2 separate regions of the Mus musculus genome follow, and region 2 is linked to region 1. The links are chromatin loops, found by intact Hi-C in ENCODE. Cell type or tissue: gastrocnemius. All regions are shown on one strand. Each heading gives the region's core, and the rest is flanking DNA. Links, peaks and the distances in the headings are about the cores only.

Region 1 (8,343 bases), core at 111-8,110:
AGAAAGTGTCGGAGGGGTGGGGTTGGGGGTGGGCAGGGGACAAGTTCTGCCTGGCAGGACTGCTGGGGGCTGGGAGGGGGACAAGTTCTGCCTGGCAGAACTGCTGGGGGCCTGGAGCTCTTTGCTTGTCCCTTTTGAGGCCCTGGTAAATTCTGTCTGGGTGGAGAGGCTTTTCCTCTTTTGGGTTATCTGTGGCTTGTGGTCATAGTCGGGAGCAGGCTGTACCTCCTTCCTCCTTGCCCTGCTTCCAGTGTAGCCACCTGGAAATCACATAGGTCCTGCTTCTGACCCCAGCCACAGTCTCATTTCAGCTAGGTATTGTTTTTCCCTACTGTAATATAACCTCCCCACCCCCCTTGATCTTTCTGTTCCTGTTTAATAAGATGGTGAGTCATTTGAGGGCTTACATGCATGTTTTTGAGTTCCTGGCTGTCCTTGAACTCACTCTGTAAACCAGGCTGGCATCAAAGTTAATCTGCCTACCTCCACAGAGATCCTCCTGCCCCTGCCTACTGAGTGTTGGTATTAAAGGTGTGTGCCACCACTCCTGGCATATTTGAGTTCTTAATACTGTTTTTATAATTTAAAATGCAAGGTAGGTTACTTTGTATCCAACATCGATCCAAAAGGTCTCTAGTTTGTTTTCTACTGAATTTATAAAATTTAAAGCTCTCTGGTAGAGTACCTCCATCTGTAAATTCCAGTGTTTGTCTTAAAAAATGAGTAATTAAGCTGGGCGTGGTGGCGCACGCCTTTAATCCCAGCACTCAGGAGGCAGAGGCAGGCGAATTTCTGAGTTCGAGGCCAGCCTGGTCTACAGAGTGAGTTCCAGGACAGCCAGGGCTACACAGAGAAACCCTATCTCGAAAAACAAAAAACAAAAACAAAAACAAAAAAAAGAGTAATTAAGTTTTTCTTTCTTTCTTTTTTTTTTTAAAAAAAAAAACTGGATATTTTCTTTATTTACATTTCAAATGTTATCCCCTTTCCAGTTTCCCTCTCTACTGGAAACCCCCTATCACATCCTCCCCCCCTGCTTCTATGAGGGTGTTCCTCCACACACCCACCCACTCCCATCTCCCCACTCTTGATTCCCCTACACTGGGGCATCTATTGGGCATTCATTGGACCAAGGTCCTCTCCTTCCATTGATGCCTGACAAGGCCATCCTCTGCTACATATGCAGCTGGAACTATGTGTACTCCTTTGTTGATGGCTTAGTCTCTGGGAGTCCTGGGGGGTCTGGTTGGTTGATATTGTTGTTCTTCCTATGGGGTTACAAACCCCTTCAGCTCCTTCAGTCCACTCTCTAACTCCTCTATTAAGGACACTCAGTCAAGTGGTTGGCTGCTAACATCTACCTCTGTATTTGTAAGGCTCTGGCAGGGCCTCTCAGGAGATAGCCATATCAGGCTCCTTTCAGCATGCACTTCTTGGCATCCACAATAGTGTCTGAGTTTGGTAACTGTAAATGGTATGAGTCAGTAATTAAGGTTTTATTCCCCCCCCCCCCCAGATTTTGTCTCAGGAGTTCCAAGAGCAGCAAGGACTTTGGGAATGGTAAGATGAAAAAGGGTGTTTTTAAACCTATGGGGGAGAATGGGCTGGGGAGATGGTCAGAAGATATCTCAAAAGCATGAGGTCTGCTATTTGGATTCCGGGTGGGCATCTGAAAGGAGGCCCATCACGCTGTAACCCTGGTGCTGTGTAGAGACAGGTGGACCCCTGCTGCTCACCAGCCAGTCACCATACAAATGAACGACTGCCTCAAAAAGGGATGAAGACACTCAACTTTGACACATGTACAAGCACCCTTCCCCTCCCCCCATGCCCATATCTCCACAAACATATTCATATGCCACCCCCATCTGTAGATATCATTAATTTTAAATATTTCTCTTTTTTTTGCACAGGTTTATATTTATGATGGGAAAAATATGTCCTCTTTACACAATTTTACTGGTGAACAGGTATGGTATTAAAATTCACACCCCGTTATGAAAATTCACTGAGGAGAGTGTAGAAAGTGAAAATACAGAAGTCATCTGCAGAGTAGCCTGACACACACTGCAGAAGGCCCCTCTTGCTGCTGCTGTTCAAGTCTGCATGACAGATTCCATTTCCAGTGTGTTATCTTGTGTCAGTCAGTGTTTTGTGGAAATAGTTTAATAGGTCCATACATACAAAGCTATAAATAGAATTATGACAGGCTTTGGGGTTTTTGTTTGTTTTTTGTTTTTCTGAGACAAGGTTTCTCTGGATAGTCCTGGCACTCACTATGTAGACTAGGCTGACCTCAAACTCAGATCTACCTGCCCTCTGCTTTCACTGCTCACCTGGTTTCAGATATTTTACCTTTGTTTTTATTTTTATTTTTTTTTGAAGGCAGGTGCTGCATTTATTGTAGCTCAACCTTTGTTTTTAAACAGAATATCATGGTTTAGCAAATCCTTTTGTCTCCGTATAATATAGCTTGTTTTTGTTTGCTGCTTTTTAAAAAATAAAACTTATACAAAAGCATAAAATTTCCTTGATATCATCAATGTTTCCTTAAAGAATTATCCAATTGGGGCCGGGGAGAATTACCCATGAAGCCTTTAATTCTAGCACTAGGGAGGCAGAGCCAGGTGGTTCTGTGAGTTTGAGGCCAGCCTGATCTGCAGAGTGAGTTCTAGGACAGCCAGGGCTACCCAGAGAAACCCTGTCTTGAAAACCCCATAATCAAAAGAAAAGAAAAGACAAGAAAAGGATGGCTTACGTGTTTTAGTTTTATCAGGTGCCAAAAGCACACTACAGGTGTGTATATTACTGATGACATATGCATAGCTGCATTGCAAAATATAAGTTCTTCATTTTAGTACAATCCTTTTGGAGTGAGTAGAGATGTTTTATAACATTCTCGTTTGTGTGTCTCAGGGAACTAAGTTACAAATTGGTAACGTCAAAGGAGAAGTTACACAGTGGGCAGAGAAAGGTCCTCCCAGTGTTGTATGGAGGCTGGAGCCTCTTTCCTGCTGTGTTAGGCTCAGAGAGAGGAGGGATGAAAAGCCTCATGGCTTAGGCCCTGCGATGATGGACATGAAATGTGTTCTGCTTATAAATCTAGAAAAATTAAAAAAGCCTCATTAACGGATGGCCATTGTCTTAGGAAGCAGACAAAAAGACCCTAAATGCACAGAGAAAGAAATCAGCCTTTCTCTAAGATATAAATATTAGTGTAAATGTTCATCTGGCTGAATGAAATGTAAATGTTTTGTTCTATCTTCTTCTTCAGATGGCTGCGTATTTTGGATTTTCTGTAGCTGCTACTGACATTAATGGGGATGAGTAAGTTTTAAAAAATTGTTTCCAGAAACCATTTTTCCTCTGTGTTTATAAGTGCTTGACTAAAACTAAACAGTGTTTCTTCTGTTTCTTTGTCTTCTTCCTGTTACTCTTCTGTCATTTTAAGAAAACAAGTTGATGCTCCCTAATAATAAATATGAGGAAATCCTTGAGTTGGTCCTAAATTTTAACTCTAACACAGTGGTTCTCAACCTTCCTGATGGTGTGACCCTTCTTCATGTTGTGGTGACCCCCAACTATAAAATTATTTCATTGTTACTTCATAACTGTAAGTTTGCTACTGTTATGAATCTGATGTTACAAATATGAATGGAAGTATCTGATATTAAGAATATCTAATATTCTGCCTCTAATATTTGCCTCTGACCCAACCAACCACTGGGTCAAGGCCAATCGGTTGAGAACCATTATCTTAAACCAGGACAATGTAATTTTATGAATAACCTACCATTGAGCCATGTAGTTATAAGAAGCCTGCAAACGGGTGGGAAGTGGAGACTGAGTGAAAAAGAGGAGTTTTAATAAGAATGTGCTGATGAGGAGCTGGAAAGACTGCTCAGTGGGTAAGAGCACTGGCTTGTCTTGCAGAGGGCTTGGGTTTGAGCCTCAGCACCCACTTGGTGGCTCATAACCACCTAAATCCAGTTCTAAGGGATCCAAAGCCCTTTTCTGGCATCTGAGGGTGCCAGGTACACATGTGGTACACAGACACACATGAAGACCTGGTACCCCCTTACTCCTAGAAGAATCAGGTGGATCTCTGTTAGTTTGAGTTCTGCCTGGTCTACAGAGCAAGTTCTAGGACAGCAAGGGCTACACAGAGAGACCTTGTCTCAAAAAGCCAAACCAACCAAGTAACCAACCAACCAACCTAACCAACCCAACCAACCAACCAACCAACCAACCAACCAAATAAAAAAACCCACCCATAGAATAAAATAGAAAATTAAGAGGAATAACAACTGTCAGATAGAGTTTGATTTTGTGTGTGAGGATGTTCTCTTCTTTCAGTTACGCAGATGTGTTTATTGGAGCCCCCCTGTTCATGGACCGAGGTTCCGATGGGAAACTCCAGGAGGTTGGCCAGGTCTCAGTGTCTCTGCAGAGAGCAGTGGGAGACTTCCAGACTACAAAGCTGAACGGCTTTGAGGTTTTTGCCAGGTTTGGAAGTGCCATAGCTCCATTGGGAGACCTGGACCAGGATGGCTTCAATGGTAAGATCCAAGCGCCTTTCTGTGTCACCAGAGGAAGTCCTAAAACACCATGTACAGGAGCTCCTATGTGCAAACCTCCCGGAAAGATGGAGAGCACATCACAGACACCAAATTTAAAACCAGATTGCTATTTCTTTTTCCTTGAAAATGAGCAAAAAATGTCAAAACTTGGCTTTCATGAGCTAGAGATGATTGAATTCTGAAAGGAGCCTCCAATCTCAGGGAGCCCTCTGCATCCTGCTGCCTGTCAGTGCCCTCTAGTGTCCATTTGCTTCCAAGTGAAAAACTACCTCCCAGCCTTTGTCAAAGCAGTAATGACTTAAAGCCTAACTCAGGCACGAGTTTCCACTAGAGGTTTTTTTTTTTTTTTTTTAAATAGTCGCAGCTTTATAGTGAAACCTCAGAGAGAGGTTATATATCTTTTCATGGGGACTTGTAAATGGCTTATGCTCATTGTGTTATGGTGGCCTTATATTTCAATAGTTTCAGATACCTTTTAAAATAAAAGTTGGCTTTTACTACACAGCTCTTTTCCGAAGCCTGAAATACAGATTAAAAATTAGATACATAAAATTTAGGTTACAAGGATTTTTGTAAAAGGATAGTGAGGAGAGAAGAATTGTTGGTTTCTTTGCATAATCAGCAATATATTTGGGTTTAAGCAACATATTAGAAAGTTATTAGGAAGAAGACTCGATAAATTCAGTGGTACAGATGACTCTGACTGCATAGTGGAAGGAAACACCTCCATTCCTGCCCTGTGGACAGCTGTGTGTCACAGGCCAGTTTGAATAACCTTAGAAGATTTCAGACTTAGGGAATAACTAGACCAGGGTATATTTTGCTTCCTAAAATAGTCTTAAAATTTTTTTTTTGTCATCAAAGAACATAGCATTCAACCTTAGAATAAAGCTTATAACAAGTTATGGAAAGACCACTGTAGGTCACTGCTCACTGACAGTAAAACCTGGAGGTAAGAAAGAAAACTGTATTTGATTTTCTACCTTGTGTAAAATTATCAGGTCCCTTTCATTTCAGCTGGGCTCTGTCTCCCAGGCTTTCTGGAACAACTAAGACAGAAAGCTGTTGCTTTGTTCCAAAGGTATTCCAGTCACTTTAAAGTCACATTTCCTGGATATTGTCATCTTGCTTTTCATATTTTTGTTATGTTATTTGACAGCATGTGTAAACAACAGCAAAAAATCTTTGAAAAGATTTTTACAAAGAAGTTTTACTGTTAGGAGATAAATACCTTAGGAGGTGTTGATGGTCTGTAGGGAACCGTGAATGGTAATTCTTTAGTGGAAGATTACCTGAGCCATGTTTATGTAAACATGCATTTTTGTGCTGTTAGTTCCAATCTCATTTTGTTCAGATCTGGTAACAGTGAATGCCTGTTTCAGTCCTCCACCTCACTAGGTACCAGCAAAAGGCGAATTAGTTACGTGTTGCTGTTACCAGATATGAAGCAACTTAAGGGAGTGTCTTAGTTAGGGTTTTACTGCTGTGAACAGATACCATGACCATGGCAACTCTTATAAGGACAGCATTTAACTGAGCCTCACTTACTGGTTTAGCGGTTCAGGCCATTATCATTATCATCTTCATCTTCAAGGTGGGAACATGGCAGCATCCAGGTAGACATGGTGCAGGAGGACCTGAGAGTTCTCCATCTTCATCTGAAGCTTGCTAGAAGACTGTCTCCCACATGGTCTTTTAGCCCATACCCACAGGGACACACCTACTCCATCAAGGCCACACCTCCTTATAGTGCCATTCCCTGGGCCAAGTATATTTAAACCACCACAGGGAGAAGGGTTTTCTTTAGCTTACAGTCTGAGAGCAGTGGCAGCAGAAGCATAAAGTACCTGGTCTATCTGTCTATCTGCAGAATGCAGAGCACAGATGGGAAGTGAGGCCAGATGATAAGGCCTCATGGCCTGCTCCCTCTCCCTGAAACACTCATCCACTTTCCCAGTCAGGGTCCACCTCTGTGATGTCCCACAGCTCTCCAGGTCAGCGCCACTAGCTGGCGACCAAGTACTCAAACACAGGAGTCTATGGGCTGAGGGACAGGACATTTCACAGTCAAATCACAGCAAAATGGATGTGGAAAAGGAAACATTAAGTTAGGCTTTGTATTGTTATGTAGACTCGGGTAATTCTGTGCAGTTTTTGTCATTATTGCCTAACAAAACAAAACAGAGGGAAGGGTTAAAACCTAAAGAGAATGCTCCACTATGGTCATAGCAGCCTTATTTATAGTAGCCAGAAGCTGGAAAGAACCCAGATGTTCCTCAACAGAGGAATGGATACAGAAAATGTGGTACATTTACACAATGGAGTACTACTCAGCTATTAAAAAGAATGAATTTATGAAATTCCTAGGCAAATGGATGTATCTGGAGGATATCATCCTGAGTGAGGTAACGCAATCACAAAAGAACATACATGGTATGCACTTACTGATGAGGGGATATTAGCCCAAAAACTTAGAATATCCAAGATACAATTCACAGAACACATGAAACTCTAGAAGAAGGAAGACCAAAGTGTGGATAATTCGTTCCTTCTTAGAATGGGGAACAAAATACCCATGGAAGGATTTACAGAGACAAAATTCGGAGCTAAGACAGAAGGAAAGACCATCCAGAGACTGCCCCACCCAGGGATCCATCTCACATACAACCACCAAACCCAGACACTATTGCATATGCCAGCAAGATTTTGCTGACAGGACCCTGATATAGCTGTCTCTTGTGAGGCTATGCCAATGCCTGGCAAATACAGATGTGGATGCTCACAGCCATCTATTGGATGGAACACAGGGCCCCCAATGAAGTAGCTAGAGAAAGTACCCAAGGAGCTAAAGGGGTCTGCAACCCTATAGGAGGAACAGCGATATGAACTAACCAGTTACCCCCTCCCCAACTCCCCCAGAGCTTGTGTCTCTAGCTGCATATGTAGCAGAGGATGGCGTAGTCAGCTATCAATGAGAGGAAAGGCTCTTGGTATTATGAAGATCATATGCCCCAGTACAGGGGAATGCCAGAGCCAGGAAGCAGGAGTAGGTGGGTTGGGGAGCAGGGCAGGGGGAGGGTATAGGGGGCTTTGGGGATAGCATTTGAAATGTAAATGAAAAAAATATCTAATAAAAAATTAATAAAAAAAACCTAAAGAGAACAGTAGTGCAATCCAGGGAGGAAGTGAGATCATGACAGTGCAAGTGGCTCCAGACAGCAGCAGAGAGGGAGACAATAACTGTGCATGCAATATTGACGGGGTTAGAAAGAGACAGCTCATACTAAATAACCCCATAGACTAGAGCCATCTTTTTCTGGGAAACTAATCAATATTTTCTTTTTTAATTAATGAATTTAATTAATTTTATGTATATGTATACACCAGACACACCAGAATATACTGTAGTTGTCTTCAGATACACCAGAAGAGGGTGTTGGATCCCAATACAGATGGTTGTGAGCCACCATGTGGTTGCTGGGAACTGAACTCAGGACCTCTAGAAGAGCAGTCAGTGCTCTTAACTGCTGAACCACCTCTCCAATCCCAGTCAGTATTTTCTTAATGCATATGTTAATTTGAATTATCTTTTAAAGACTTAGAAAAGGTTAAAAGGACTACTTTACATGATGCAAATACATATTTTCAAAGAATGACATATTCTTAGGGCTTGTGGCTACCAGATAGTCTTCTAGGTGCTGAAAATCAGAGGCTAGTCAAAGCTGGAATGATGGTGCACACCTTTAAGTGGAGCGTTCTGGAG
Region 2 (8,343 bases), core at 38-8,037, 110 kb before region 1:
TCACAGTGGCGGCAGGTTCTTTCTACATTCCTTTTTTTTTTGTTCATCAGAACTCCTCTATAAAGTTATCAGCTATATCTAATTTTCTACATTCTTTGTTTTCAAAGTACTATGTATATTGTATTATAATTGTATGCCTGTCTTCCCATATTATTCTGAACGTCCTTAAATAAGCGTCATGTATAGGAGCTGAGTTATAAATGTTTACATGAATACAAATGCATTAATTATATTAGGTATGTAATTGTATTAGGTATGTAAAACATGTTACCTAGAACTATGAGTGAATTTTTATCTTATTATCTACTGCACTGACAAAGGCAACAAGGTTACTGTAGTTTGTGGTGGTTACTAACCATTGTCATGTCATTGTACTTGTCAGGATATTTTCATTGATGTCAAAATGCACGCTTATATTTCTGGAGCATAGGTTTCTTTCTTTGGAAAAAATAACTTCAAATGAGAACTATTTGCTAAATGCCAGGGTTACATGTTTAATAAAATGCTTGTTGACATGAACTTTTTAAATCATATGAGTTTATTAGGTATGATACCTAGTTATAAGATTTAAAAAAAAGTTTAACCACAGTACCTAATGTGTAAGCCAGTTAATGTAGAGACTGTATACATATAAATATGCAGATGTTTCTAGGTTAGTAATTACTGTATAGTGAAAACAGTTTGCAATCAGATTTATATTTTTAACTTGGAAATGTAGGTAGCGCAAAGTGAAGCTGAAAAGAAATTGAAGAAAGATGACAAGAAGAAAGAACTACAAGAGCTAAATGAGTTGTTCAAACCTGTAGTTGCTGCACAAAAAATAAGCAAAGGTAAAATTTAAATACCAGCAATACTATTTTGATTCCTTATAATTCTTGTTTCAGAGTTGATCTGTGAGGAGCCAAAGCTTTAGGACCTTTAGGGCCTGGTCTCAGTTTCCAGCACCCATAGCCAGAGGCTCAGTCATTCATGGCTCCAGCTCAGAGGAGCCAGTGCCTGGTACCTCAGTCACCAAGTACACATATGCCACAAATGGGTGCATGCAGATAAGCGTTCACACATACAAACAAAGAAACTTTTTTTTAAGGCTTTTATTTGCTATGTGTCTAGTGTTGTGATATGTGCTTTTTAGTACCAGCACTCACGAGGTAGAGGCAGGCAGAGTTATGTAAGTTCAAAGCAGCCATAGCTAAACAAGAAGACCTTACCTTGGAAAAATAAAAACAATTTGATTGTTTTCGAAATTTCATTCTTGTTTTGATGCAGAGGGGTGTCTTTGGGAGCCAAGACAAAGCCGTGGTTGTATAAATTATAAATCACATACATATTTGAGGCAGTATTCTTCCATTATGTTTTTCTTTGCCTCCTGTCTTGCTGACTCCACAGGAAGAGACTACAGAATAACCTGTTTGGTTTTCCACTTTAGCTGTTTAGCTTGATAAGAATAAAAGAAAAACAAATAGATACACAATGCTATGTAAAAAGCTGTAAAGAACTCTCTAGCCAAATACCTTTAAATTGTATTTTCTAGAACATTAGTAAATAGAAAATAATAAGCTAGGCGAATGTGATTATAGCCTAAATACAAGCAGCCTATAAGAAAGACAGGGCGGGGGCATGGAAGAGTAACAACCAATATCCTCCAACAGGAAGAGAGTCTTGAACACGGGTTACCTGCCTGTAATAAAATATTACTTCCAATTTGATACAGGTGCAGATCCCAAATCTGTGGTGTGCGCATTCTTCAAACAGGGACAGTGTACTAAAGGAGATAAATGTAAGTTCTCTCATGACCTCACTTTGGAGAGAAAATGTGAAAAACGAAGTGTTTACATTGATGCAAGAGATGAAGAACTTGAAAAAGGTATTTCTTCTTAAGTTTAAAAATAAGTCCTTTTTTTTTGGTTTCTTACTAAGATACATAGTAACATTAGTACAGTATTACTAATACTACTATTGTTTGCAAAGAACAAAAATTTAAATAAATGGTGCTTAGAATACAGTGATTCAGTTTCGATTTGTCTGCCTTTCTTCCCTCCCGTGCTACCATCTTATTTATATAAGCTGCCCTGGGAGCTTGGATTGATAGTTTGTTAATATTGTGTATGCGTATCTTTGCTGCTTCAGAGATAATTGTTACATTATGAATATTACAGTGGAGTGTTCCTGTCTGTTCAGAGGCCTATGTTGTTGGAGGAGGAGATAAAACCTGCTTATTGTGTCTTTATTTAGATACTATGGATAATTGGGATGAGAAAAAGCTGGAAGAAGTAGTAAACAAGAAGCACGGTGAGGCGGAAAAGAAAAAACCAAAAACTCAAATAGTATGTCCTTTTCTTGAATTGAGTTGCTGTGGCACTTATTATTAGGGAGAATTATGTGGCAAGGTATTGATGTTTTGTACTGGAGTGCTGAGGATTAGAAAATCACGTCTCACCAATATAAGCTACAATACGCCCTGCTTTATTTAGTTTTGGAGTTTTAATTAGATTTTGTAACAAAAGTGGTCTAAAAACTGAGTGACTAAAGTCTCCTAATGCAATTTTCTGGAGTAATTCTACTTCGACTATGGGCCAGTAATGGCCAGTTGCAAGTTTGATGCAGGCCCAGGCTACAAATACAAACTCTGTCTCAGAAAAGCGAGATGAATACAATACACTAAGATAAGACTCTTCTTGGGTGTGATGGAACTACACCTAGTAAGCCAGTCCACTTAATGAACTGTTTTATTTTAGTACTGTGGAAGTTTTTTAATTACTAGCTCAAAATAATTTTTACATATGAATTAAAAAATGAGGGCTTGGATAGTGGTATCTCTAATGTTCTGGGAAATCTCCCTTGAAAAACTCAAGGTTATTCCTCAGCATCCACATATCTATACCCTGAGTACACATCTGAGTGTCACATCTGGAGAGGTTCTGCTCTACTAGGAGACTTAAATACGTTTTGATTCATAAACACTCCTTGGGTTTTGTTTTGTTTTGGGGCGAGACTGGTAAATTATTTTTTGTTTTTTGTTTTGTTTTACTTGTAAAGGTTATTGCCTGACTGGCATAGTTGCACTTTGAACACATTTGTGTTTGAAGGATTGCTATTTTTCTATTGTGTTCCTTTTGGACATTACATCCTTATGACTCATATACAGAGTTGCCTATTTAGTCAAATAATCCCATTAAGGTTTATGTCATAGGCGTTTTCTTGGTTTGGCTTAGTTTTTTTTTTTTTTTTTTTTTTTTTTTTTTTTTTTTTTTTGCTTGCAATATTAGAGGTTAGACCATGGGCTAGATTTATTTTTAAAAGTTAGACGTTTGGATTATATTTACAGAGACTAACTGAAACTAACTGTAAATTATTATATACAGAGTAAATAAAGGCTTGGGGATTTTGCTGGTCTACTTCGTGGTGCGGTTTTTTTAATTATGTGTAGTGTGTGTGGTAGGTCTACATGAGCATATGTGTCTATAGAGGCCAGAGGCCAAGTCAGATCTCCTGGAGCCAGAGTTGTAGGCAGTTGCAAGCCTCCTGACATTAACCACTGAGCCACCTCTCAAGCCCCTGGTGTGGTGTGGTGTGGTGTGGTGTGGTGTGGTGTGGTGTGGTGTGGTGTTGTGTTTTGTTTTGTTTTGTTTGGCATGGGGTCTCACTTTAGGTTTACTTTGTATATAAGTGGTTAGCCTCAAGGTGTGTTTGTTTGTTCCACGTGCTTAAGTGAGATAGATTTACACTGCACTACCACTTCTAAATAATATTGTCTCTATAGGTGTGCAGACATTTTCTTGAAGCTATTGAAAATAACAAGTATGGCTGGTTTTGGGTGTGTCCTGGAGGTGGGGACAACTGCATGTATCGCCATGCACTTCCTCCTGGATTTGTGCTAAAGAAAGACAAAAAGAAAGAAGAGAAGGAAGATGAAATCTCATTAGAAGATCTAATTGAAAGAGAGGTAAACAAGCATCTTTTCTTTTAAAGGCTATTTTTAATTATGTTTGTAAATTCTAATATTTACCACTTGGGGGCAATAGCATGTTATAAAAGGGAAAATAATATGCCCTTTTCTTAAAGTTACTGTACTTAAATTACTCTTGAGTATCTTAAGTGTAAATTTTACCATATATGTTAGCAAAACATTCTTTAACTATAAGAGGGTCCAGGGTTTATTTGTGCTATGGGATTCTTTAAGATGCTTGCTTGTGCCTTATGTTGATGCCTTTGAGGTTCTTTCCTTGGTGCTCCTTTTCTTTGTAACATTCTATGTGTGTGTGTGGAAGGAAAGCCCTTTTGGTTTTGGTTTTATGTGTGATCTCTCCAGTTCGAGGAGAAATAATCTGACAGAAGAGCCTCTGCAGCTGCTCTTCTCTAGTTCGGCAGAGCAGTGATTGGTCCTGAGTTAGAGACACTGAGGATAAGGTGAAGCTGAAATTATTTGAAAGTACTAGATTTAGCATCATTTGCTTCAGTATACATATAAGTGACTAATAGTAAATTTTATACATTCCTACGATGTTCCTGTTGTTTGTATGTCACTTAGAATAAGATAATAAGAGTGGCCCTTAGAGTCAAATACGATCTAAAAGAACATAGATGAAATGTGGATTTAGTGTGATGATTTTAAACCTATTACTTTTACCAACAGTTTCCCATAACAAAATTTTCTGCTCAGGTTGAGATTTACCTCGAAGTGTTGGGTTTTATGTGTGTCTGGGTACTTGTTTATCTCATTGCCGTGCAAAGAGAAAGCACCATAATTTAGTCTACTATCTTAGGGTGGCCATAGGGGCAGAGTTACCTACATTAAAAGAGAAATACTGCTAAACAACTATAAGTGACTTTAAATCTCTTACCTTTGCAGCGTTCTGCCCTAGGTCCAAATGTTACCAAAATCACTCTAGAGTCTTTTCTCGCGTGGAAGAAGAGGAAAAGACAAGAAAAGATTGATAAACTTGAACAAGATATGGAGAGGCGGAAAGCTGACTTCAAAGCAGGGAAAGCACTGGTGGTATGTTCCAGATTCCTACCAAATCCTTCATTATTTTATCTTACCCTTTTTAAAATCCAAGATCCAGTCTTTAAGAGTCTATGCAATATGTCTAAAATGAATGCTAGCATTTCCCTGAGATATTTGTGTGCCTTAATAGATCAGTGGTCGTGAGGTATTTGAATTTCGTCCCGAGCTGGTCAATGATGATGACGAGGAAGCAGACGATACCCGTTACATTCAGGGAACAGGTGGTGATGAGGTAAGAGGAAGTTTTGACTCACAAGTTTATCCTAATGGGGTGGGTAGAGAGAACAGAAACATGGTTAAAATAGTGCACCATCTCTGGGCCAGTCTAGGGTTCAAGTCTTTTGTTTTTTGAGACAGGGTTTCTCTGTGTAGCCCTGGCTATCCTGGAACTCACTTTGTAGACCAGGCTGGCCTCTAACTTAGAAATCCACCTGCCTCTGCCTCCCAGGTGCTGGAATTAAAGGTGTGCACCACCACGCCCAGCTTGGGTTCAAGTCTTCTTTCCATCAGTAAAGTAATTCCTAACCCAGGCTGCTGCTCAGTGATGTTTATATAGGGGTGCTTTCTTTATAGAACTTAAGATGGCACATAAGTTTAGTGCTATGTGCAGTAGATGTTTAAAAAAATAAACTATTTTTAAATCCCTTTAGAGTAATCTTTTTTTATTTAATTGTTCTGCAAAAACAGTCAAGGAATATATTTTTTTTTCCTAAAAATTTAAGGGGAAGAATGAGTGATCATTTATGGTATTAATAATAATTTTGTTTCCTGAAGAAAATGTGTTAAGGTTAAAGTGAGTTGAGGAACCTTATTTGTAACAACTTTGCTTTCTCTGTATGTTTAAAGGTTGATGATTCTATGGGTGTAAATGACATAGATATAAGCCTGTACGTCCCAAGAGATGTAGAAGAGACAGGTATCACTGTGGCCAGTGTTGAAAGATTCAGCACCTATGCGCCAGACAAAGACGGTGAGTACGCTACATTTTTCAGAGTTCTAAAGAACTAGGAAACTGTTTAGAGGGAATTAAACCAGCTTGGGAAAATTCGCATTTGCAGGTTCCAGACTGGAAATAATAAACGTTTGGCTAAATATAGAAGGTAGTAGAAGCTATAGAAAAGATATTTTAGTGCATACTGAAACCATTGACTAAACTTCTTAGAAGGAGACCAGAACCAAGTTTAGAGATGTAGCTTTTGAGTGTTACTCTAGAATTCTGTGTATTTACAGACAAAAACAAGGTGAAAGTCAGTCAGAATGAATGAGCTCGGTCAATCAGAGTGCTAACAAAACACTACGAGCACTTCAGTGAAAACATAAGAGACCTGAGTGTGAAAAAATAGTAATACGCTGGGCAGTGGTGGCTCACGCCTTTAATCCCAGCACTTGGGAGGCAGAGGCAGGCGGATCCAAATTCAAGGTCTACAGAGTGCATTCCAGAACAGCCAGGGCTACACAGAGAAACCCTGTCTCGGGGGAAAAAAAAAAACAAGAAAATAAATTAAAATAATAAGAATAACATCATTATAAGTAATCTATTAGCTCTAGTTAGGCAGAGGGTTACTGGAATAAGGTGCCTGTCTTACCATAGTGATAGGGAGAATGAGGGATGAGTGAGTACAGGCCAAGTGTCTGAAGCAGTGTGCTCATAGGGAAAGGACTTTTAGGATGTGGGAAATAAGAATCTGTGTGTCACAGAAAAGGGGGCTGAGTAGAGGACAAAAAAAATGACAGGAGAGAAAGGCGGCAAGACATGGAAGTGTAAATAATGATTTAGTATGAGATGTAGGATGGACATAAAGATTGGGAGTTTGTATCTAATCCCTTGAGTAATGGGTTTGACTACTATGTTAAGGATATGTGCTATGAAAGAAAAGCACAGAGCAGTACTAATTAAGGCAAAGGCTGGGATAGAAAAAACTAATAAACCTGATTTTTATTATGAAAGTATGCAAGTAAAAGATGGCCTAGTCGGCCATCACTGGAAAGAGAGGCCCATTGGACTTGCAAACTTTATATGCCCCAGTACAGGGGAATACCAGGGCCAAAAAGGGGGAGCGGGTGGGCAGGGGAGTGGGGGTGGGTGGATATGGGGGACTTTTGGTATAGCATTGGAAATGTAAATGAGTTAAATACCTAATAAAAAATGGAAAAAAAAAAAAAGAAAGAAAGTATGCAAGTTGTGACTTTAAGTAAATGGCCTAAAGTAAATAGACATGCTACTGTCATTTTGTGCCTAGTTAATCTAACAAAATGTATGTGGGCATTGACTGTTTGAGAACCAAATACTAAGTCATGTAAAAGACACAGAGTTATAAAATTTTCATCTTGCCTGCAAATGTCTACAAAAAAACAGAATTTCATAGTGGACACAGATAATTGGCTCAGAAAAGGAAGACCTGCCCTTGCTGCTTGAATTTCAGGAAACAAAGAAAATTTAGTTGCTGACATATTAATGTCTTCTATTTCTAGACCTTACTGATCTCATGTTTTGGGGGTTGGGGGTTGTTGTTTTAGAGAACAAATTAAGTGAAGCTTCTGGGGGTCTGGCTGAAAATGGTGAAAGAAGTGATTTGGACGAGGACAGCGGAGGGGGAGGACAGGAAAATGGATCCATCGATGCTGTTCCTGTTGATGAAAACCTGTTCACTGGCGAAGATCTGGATGAACTAGAAGAGGAATTGAACACTCTTGACTTAGAAGAATGATGAGGATGAAAACTAGGTCAGCTCACTAGGATCAACATGAACTGAGATTGACTCATTAATTGTTTGGCCACCTAGAATCAGCAGGATGTTTCTTTCCCCATGATGACCCTGGAGGGATTCTGTCCTCCACAAAAGGAGTACTAGCCCTGCGTCCTCTCTTCTGACCTTGACTACATCTCATAGTAAGTTCAGAGTAGTTGGTGATAAATTAAAAATGGTCATTACAGAAGATGATTGTCGTTGTAACTGTCCACTCATGTAGGAAGTGTAACCGCTTTCCCAGCTTTTGGTTTTCATTGGGCATGTGTAATTTCCAGAAACAACAGATTCACACTTAAGACACTTGCGTTTGATGCAGTTTTTAATGAGTGGTGTCCTTTCCTTTGTATTTATATGTTTTAGAGACTGCCTGAAAGGTGAGCACTGTACTTGATAAAGGAAACTGCATATGCAGATTCAGTATTGTACTTCTGTGGACAATTAGGTGGACACTGAGAATGGGACTTGTCAACCTGACAGGGTCAGCTACAGTGCCGTGTTAAAGCTGTTTGAAGTTCTCCCCTTTTTTGCCAATAAAGTTGTAAATAAAAACCATCATACATCCAAATCCAACTATGGGCCTTTTTCTTT

Evidence for each region. Hi-C counts contacts between places; a loop is a spot of excess contacts. Peaks named below come from ENCODE experiments on the same cell type or tissue, not always from the same donor. Only the 100,000 strongest peaks of a DNase experiment are listed, where the experiment ranks them.
Region 2: it touches region 1 in a loop (5-fold over the local background); 27 of 42 quality-filtered maps call a loop at or near these places.

What each region holds. Positions count from the first base shown.
Region 1 is chr2:83,766,779-83,775,121 of GRCm38, forward strand. It overlaps Itgav (integrin alpha V), which reads left to right. Exons shown (of 30, transcript NM_008402.3): 9 at 1,517-1,560; 10 at 1,914-1,970; 11 at 3,275-3,327; 12 at 4,357-4,559. Among named protein-coding and RNA genes, the nearest start is that of Fam171b, 42 kb to the right of the region's middle. In gastrocnemius, for the core only: a CTCF peak has its summit at 4,825 (motif pointing left); DNase peaks (open chromatin) are centred at 4,486 and 4,809.
Region 2 is chr2:83,656,298-83,664,640 of GRCm38, forward strand. Zc3h15 (zinc finger CCCH-type containing 15) reads left to right here. Exons shown (of 10, transcript NM_026934.3): 3 at 719-830; 4 at 1,712-1,864; 5 at 2,233-2,324; 6 at 3,761-3,943; 7 at 4,850-4,996; 8 at 5,136-5,237; 9 at 5,852-5,975; 10 at 7,523-8,320. The coding sequence ends at 7,713. Among named protein-coding and RNA genes, the nearest start is that of Zc3h15, 16 kb to the left of the region's middle. In gastrocnemius, for the core only: a CTCF peak has its summit at 4,005 (motif pointing right); no DNase peak of the experiment used is centred there.